Linked DNA regions of Homo sapiens: region 2 is linked to region 1. A link is a contact called in ENCODE Hi-C data. All regions are on one chromosome and are shown on one strand. Each heading gives the region's core, a stretch centred on a gene start or an enhancer-like site at or near the end of the contact. The rest is flanking DNA. Distances are from core to core; before and after follow the strand shown. Region 1 has its middle 80 kb from the start of PRKG1. Region 2 overlaps LOC105378305 (a long non-coding RNA gene).

Region 1 (3,431 bases), core at 722-3,221:
TGGGATGAAGAAGGCGGAGGGGTGAGGGTAGGCTGTTTCTCCGGACGCCTCTGGGCTCCTTCCTTTCCTCCTCTCCGGCACTTTAAGAGACAAATCCTGCCAGTTCAAAGTTGTATGTCACTCCTTTGGGGTGTGCAGAGGAGGCTGGGTGGATTTTGGCCACAAGTAGGAAGCTTTTGCACTCCACTCGTCGCCTTCACCGGAGAAGGCTGATCGATTGGCTGCAGCATTAAAGCGCCTCTGGACATTAGGGAGAGGAAGTGCAGACTCCAAAGCCATTACTGGCTTTTAGTCCCTGGAAGTGCAGGGCCGAAAATGCATTTCTCAGGATATTGAATATTCCATTAGGAGTGCCTTCATGCCCGCCTACCTCTCTTAATCTTTCCCTCTTCTTAGATCATTTGCTGTCTGAGTTTGGGGCCCTCAGGGGACTCCTAAACTAGTCCCCCTCTCTCCGTTTAGCTCTCTCACTTTTGAGGCAAGCTCTTCTGAAGAGCATGTCCTTTCCACTGTCCCCATCCAGGTCAGCTCCAGGGCGCTTAGTGTCTGCCACTGGCCCACTGCACCTCCTCCGTGTCTGCCTCTGGAGTCCCTCTTGTGTATTGATTATATGGGATGGGGAGCCAGGGAGGCTGAGCAGCGGTTCAGAGTTATTAGAAGAAGACCAGGAGCTGGGAGCCAGAGTGGGGAGAAAAACAGGAATCAGGCAGAAAGGACTCCTCTTAAGGAATTGTGGGACCTTCTGAACAGCCATCTCAGAAGACAGCTTTCAGATTTCCTGAGTGACATAGTGACATTCCACTTACGAATTAACACTGTGTACATGGCACCTTTGGGCCCATCTTGCCTTGAAAGTCCCTGTTGGATGGAACAGTGGCATTTTCCTTCCTTTTCTCAGGACTGCAAACAGACCTAATATTTGGCCTTGCCCTTGCCTGGGAAGCTGCTGCTGAGTCTTGTCTCAGCCGGGCTGTGCATTCCGAGCGGCTGCCCTGCCCTGCGCTCAGCAGCTGGAATCAATCTGCCCACCTCCTTAAGAAGCCACTTCATCAGCGGTCACCCGGCAGCTGCTCGCCTCCCAGGGCTGCCGGGCTAGGGCTTTATCGCATTTTTGAAATTTCAGATTTCTGTGTCTGGGCTATGCCCCTCGAACAGTAACAGCACCGCTTTGCAGCAGGGAGGAGATTTCACCAGGATATGGAGGGGACAGGAGAAAAGCCCTCCTTCCCAGAGTCCACTGTCATTCAGGATTTGCTCTCAAAGAGGCAAGAAATCTCTAAGAATGAAAGGAGGTGTTTTGTTGTTGTTGTTGTTGTTTGTATGTACTGGGAGGAAATGGCTAATCTTGGGTATGCACACATCATCCTTCTTCTGTCCTTCTCTCTTCCCCTCCCTTTCCCAACATTTTCATGTTAGGGGTAGGAACATTCATCATGAGTGGATCATGCGCAGTAGCCGTCAGTGCATATTTGTGTCTATAGCAAATAGCTGGAGTACTTTTCTACTTCCTCTCTGTGCTGATTTACACTGGGAGTGAGGGTAAACTTTTTCCCACTCAGCGTTTAGTTTCATACTTTCAAATAGAAGTGTGGAGTTTATTTTCAGCAAGCTGACTCATTAGAGTTTAAAAAGTTTTGACAGGTATAATATATGGGGAGAGTAAACATTAGAATTATGTACTCTTCTTGGCACTTAAAGAGACAGTACTAAATTGTCCTTGGCTAGATACCTTATTTTGGCCAAGAAAGGAAATAATTTATTAAAGGATTTCTGGGATACAATATTTAATATGAAACAAGATACTTTTAAAATAAAAATTGTTTAAAAATGTTCAGATAAGGATTTGACAAGTAGATATTCCATCACCTCACCTGTAATTTTTTTTTTTTTTTTTTTTTTTTTTGAGGCGGAGTCTCGCTCTGTCGCCCAGGCTGGAGTGGAGTGGTGCGATCTCCGGCTCACTGCAAGCTCCGCCTCCCGCGTTCACGCCATTCTCCTGCCTCAGCCTCCCGAGTACACCTCACCTGTTTTTTGTAAAAGGCTGTGCCGTTCTGAAGGGCATGCTGGGGCTGAAACAGAATGCGTTATTGCAAAGCTTGTGTTCAGTTATGATTTCTGTAGCATTTGAATGATAACTATTCATGCTACAGATTCATTTCAAACTTTATCAAAATACCCAGTTTTTATACCAACAAGAACAGAAATGTAGCCTGAAAGTGCAGTCGGCCCCTTCTATCCATGGGTTCCACATCTATGGATTCAACCAACTGAGGATCAAAACTATTCAGGAAAAAAAAAAAAAAGAATGATTGTGCCTGGACTAAACATGTATAGCCTTTTCTTCTAAACAATACAGTATAACAACTATTTACATATAATTTATATTGCATTAGGTGTTATAAGTAATCTAGAGATGAGTTAAAGTGTATGAAAGGATGTGTGTAGGTTTTATGCAAATACTACACCATTTTATATAAAGGACTTGAGTATCTGTGGATTTTGGTATCCTCGGAGGTCCTGGAACCAATCGCCCATGGATACTGAAGGATGACTCTGTAGGAATTTTATTTATTGAAAAGAGTGATGAAAAACTTTTGCCTATAAACACTGCTTCAATGAATGATTACAATCTTAAAAATTTACGTAATAGGTGACAAAAATATCTTAAGCATGTATCGTAGACGAAGGAAATGGAATTCATTAACGACTGTAATCTAGTCAGTCCAATTAGCCAGATTTCTATGTGTCCACAGAGGGTATAATGCACAATCTCCATTAAGAATGATCTAAGTATCTAAGGAATGCTTAGATGAAAATTATACTAGGAAAGGAAGATCTGAGCTCTCAGCATAAGTATCAAGTGTACAATACGATGATCATGTTTAAAAAGAACATATCCGACTTATTGCGGTACTCATTTTTAGATCCCTTAAGAAATGTCCAGTAGGGATCAAGTGATTATCTTTGAAAACTGCAAGCTGTTTTGGATGATGGTGATGATATTTTACATTTATATTTTAAATACTGTTTTTCTGCCAAAGAACTCCAAGTGTTTTACATAGATCTCTGTGAACTCTTGATTTTCTTAATGAATATACTCCACATCAAGAATTACCTATTATCCTTAATCCTTTCCCTTACTCTTTTTGCATACACCCAAACTCCTTATTTTGGCTGCCTAGTTAGCCAGTGTATGCTCAGGAACCGCACACAATTTTTTAATGAGTTTAAGGAAAGGCTAGAATCAATATTAATCTGTTACAGGAATAAAAATAGACGTATTCCAGACACATTTGAGTTATTCTTGTCATGAATCGCTTGATTCTTGATAATGTAAATTGATCATTTGGAACTGGAACTTCCTTTCACTGGGGCATGGATGCCTTGGGATGGATGCCCCAGAAAACTCATTACCTTTTGTCTCTCTGATC
Region 2 (3,057 bases), core at 115-2,614, 1.7 Mb after region 1:
GGTAGTAAAGATAATAATATGTACAGAAATTTAGCAGATATGAGTCAAATACAATCAAAATGTTTCTTGAAACATTAGGAGAAATAGGAAGTATTTACATATGAATCAGGCAAGAGTGAAAAAGAAAACCTTATTCTCAAAGAAAAACTGCCACTTTGGATGGTGGTCAACTGGCATGGTTTATTTTGACTACCATCCTCCATGTATTTAATGAATGAGGCAAGCCCGTTGGCTTGTTACAATAACAACTTGGCAGTTAGACATCCTCCTAAACAATGTGCCAGCTTGAGAGGATAATTGACAATGCCACACACTGTGATCATTTATAACCCTGGGGTGTTCTTCTGAGATTTATTTTTAGTTATTTGATGACACAATTTTCCTGATCCACAATATTTTGCTCTTTTCCCCCAACGTTCGTATCTGACCAAACCACAAAATGAATGCTCGATAAATCATCTCATATTCTTGCCACTTAAAAATCTTTTCTGCTTGTTTTCTTAAACTCTCCACTTGTTTGCTGCTCAGATGTACCTCTTATTTTAAGAAGCTAAAGAGGCAAATAGTTTTTAATTGCCCTGCAAATATTTACATCCTATACATCCTGTGATTACAGCAATTACACTTATCAGTTTTCCACCCCCTGCTAAAGTAACCGCAACATTATCATGAGGAAATCATGAAAAAAAAAAAAAAAAAAGCTGCAGCACACTCATTCCACTTTGAATATAATGGAAGAAGAAATGCCCATCCTTCACTAACTTGAACTACAAGATTATTTTCCACCCTCAGGAGGAACTGGTCTTTTCCCACCACTGATGGGCCACCACTGTTGCAGGATTTAAGTGTTACCTCGGAAATACCAAAAAGATAGTTCTATTACAATGTTGTATCCTATAAATACTCGAGTTATGCCTGTAATTGCCTTGAAATACATTGCCTGCTGTGCTTGCTTATGTCCAAGAGCAGGTTAGAAGGTCAGACTCAGACCTTTTGTAGCCTTGATAACTGGCTGTTACATGATTATGAAGTGAGTGGGAGAAGAAGCAATAGTTAATATTTGTGTTTCATTCACCAAAGAAATCCTTCTGGAACTCTTCATGGGATAATGATGAAATTCATTCGATTCATATTTGCATTTAAAGTATTAAGGTTTTTTCAAAAATAAAATATATAGCAAGGGCAGAAATTTTTGCTCGCAAATAGACCTTTCTAGTAATTTCAGTGTCAGATGTTGTATAGACTCTGTGCCTCAGACATTTAATGGCCTTTTCCCTGGACTCTTGCTCTTGGAATAGATTAGATTTAGAATCTGAAAATAGCAATGCCAATGCCAGGCTGGGTGGGGAGTACTGTGTGGTTCTGCCAAAGTACATGATGAGCTGTTCCCTAAGTAACTGGGTCATTTCTGAAATTCACGAGGGAAGAGGCACACTTGTGTTCTGTTTGCATGGAACAACAGTGACATCCAGTGCTAATACCGTTGATGTGAGCCTGAAATAATAACATCACATCGGCTGGTGTGGTGGCTTATGCCTGTAATCCCAGCACTTTGGGAGGCCAATTTGGGTAGATCACCTGAGGTCTGGAGTTCAAGACCAGCCTGGTCAACATGGTGAAATCCCGTCTCTACTAAAAAAATACAAAAATTAGCCAGGTGTGGTGGCAGGTGCCTGTAATCCCAGCTACTTGGGAAGCTGAGGCAGGAGAATCACTTGAACCTAGGAGGCAGAAGTTGCAGTGAGCCGAGATCACGCCATTGCACTCCATCCTGGGCAACAAGAGCAAAACTTTGTTGCAAAGAAAAAATATAATAATAATAATAATAATAATAATAATAATAATAATACCATCACATCATTTCTTGGTAAATGAACAAATACAATGACAAGGGAAATGTGGTTAAGGTTAGTGTCTTCACTAATAGCTGCTAATAACAGAGACAAATGCTATTTAAGGTTAGGGAGAGCATTTACCTAGCACATCCTAGCAGAAAGCAGTGTAGACTTCGTTTCATTTCCAGCCTCACTTCTGGGAAATACTGGCAGGGCACTTGGACCCTCAGCACCCTCTCAGTTTATCTCTTGGTACTCTCTCTTTAGTTTTGCTCCTGTAAGATAGTGGCAGGGCCCTTGAACTTTCAACACTCTCGGTTTATCTCTCAGTACTCTCTTAAGTTTATCTGTAAAATGGAAATAATGATGCCAGTTCACCATTTGACCACAGATGCTTCAAGCTCAGCATAAAGTCATTTGGAGTTGTCTTTTCTCCAGAGGGAAGATAAATATTCAGAGACATCATGAAAGCATGGACATATAGAGGAGCATTTGGACATACAGAGAAGTCCAAATTGCTTGTAATGTTATTGGGACTATTTAAGATTTTATTGCAGATTGTCTTCTTTCTGGAGAGAGTCATTTCTTTGTTCTCTATCATGATTGAGAAGGCCACCTGTGGTCTATCTAGTTCTTCACACAGTGTAGGTGCTTCTTACATTGCCTTGTGTTGGGGAAGACCCACCTTCTGAGCTATAATATAAATTGTTTGTCTATTTGCCTATTTGTTTGACTTTGGCAATAAATATCTCCTCAATAAACGATCCTCTAATCCATCTAGCATTTATTGAATAACTATTACAAGCAAGCATAGTGCTAGGCCCTGCTCATATATTATCTTTAATTTTTACATTATTCAACTAAGGTGGATTCTGCCTTCATTTTATAGGTAAGAAAAGTGCAACTTAGAGGCTCTCAATAATTTGCTCACACTTACAAAACTGGTAAGTGGGAATTGCAGGTTTGCCCTCAGACTTTCTAACACCACTGTGACCTTTGTTCAAAATGGAGTGCAGAATCCTGAGCCACTTGGGTAACATTTCAAGGACCCTTAGAGACTAATAGGTGGGCCTCTCTGTTGGTAAGAACTCTAGTTCACTGAGATTTTTCATTAATACTTTTGCATGTATGTAGCACACGAACTACATGTTTCCAACTGAATTTTAATCTCCTTTACACAACAACTGTAGTTTTATCTTTGTTACCAGGCTGAATATAATTT

The links. A loop is a pair of places that touch in the nucleus more often than their neighbours do. Pooled maps may share reads with other maps.
Region 2: a loop to region 1 is called in a pooled map, with 5 times the contacts of the local background. The contact joins two enhancer-like sites. A Hi-C loop is called at or near these places in 7 of 50 pooled maps.

The regions. Positions count from the first base shown.
Region 1 is chr10:50,992,525-50,995,955 of GRCh38, forward strand. It overlaps a transcript of PRKG1 not described here. Among named protein-coding and RNA genes, the nearest start is that of PRKG1, 80 kb to the right of the region's middle. Within about 2 kb of position 1,972, at least 5 of the 41 ENCODE cell types and tissues checked have a DNase peak (open chromatin) inside an H3K27ac peak, as active enhancers do.
Region 2 is chr10:52,652,312-52,655,368 of GRCh38, forward strand. All of the region lies in intron 1 of LOC105378305 (a long non-coding RNA gene), which reads right to left. Among named protein-coding and RNA genes, the nearest start is that of MBL2, 120 kb to the right of the region's middle. Within about 2 kb of position 1,365, at least 4 of the 41 ENCODE cell types and tissues checked have a DNase peak (open chromatin) inside an H3K27ac peak, as active enhancers do.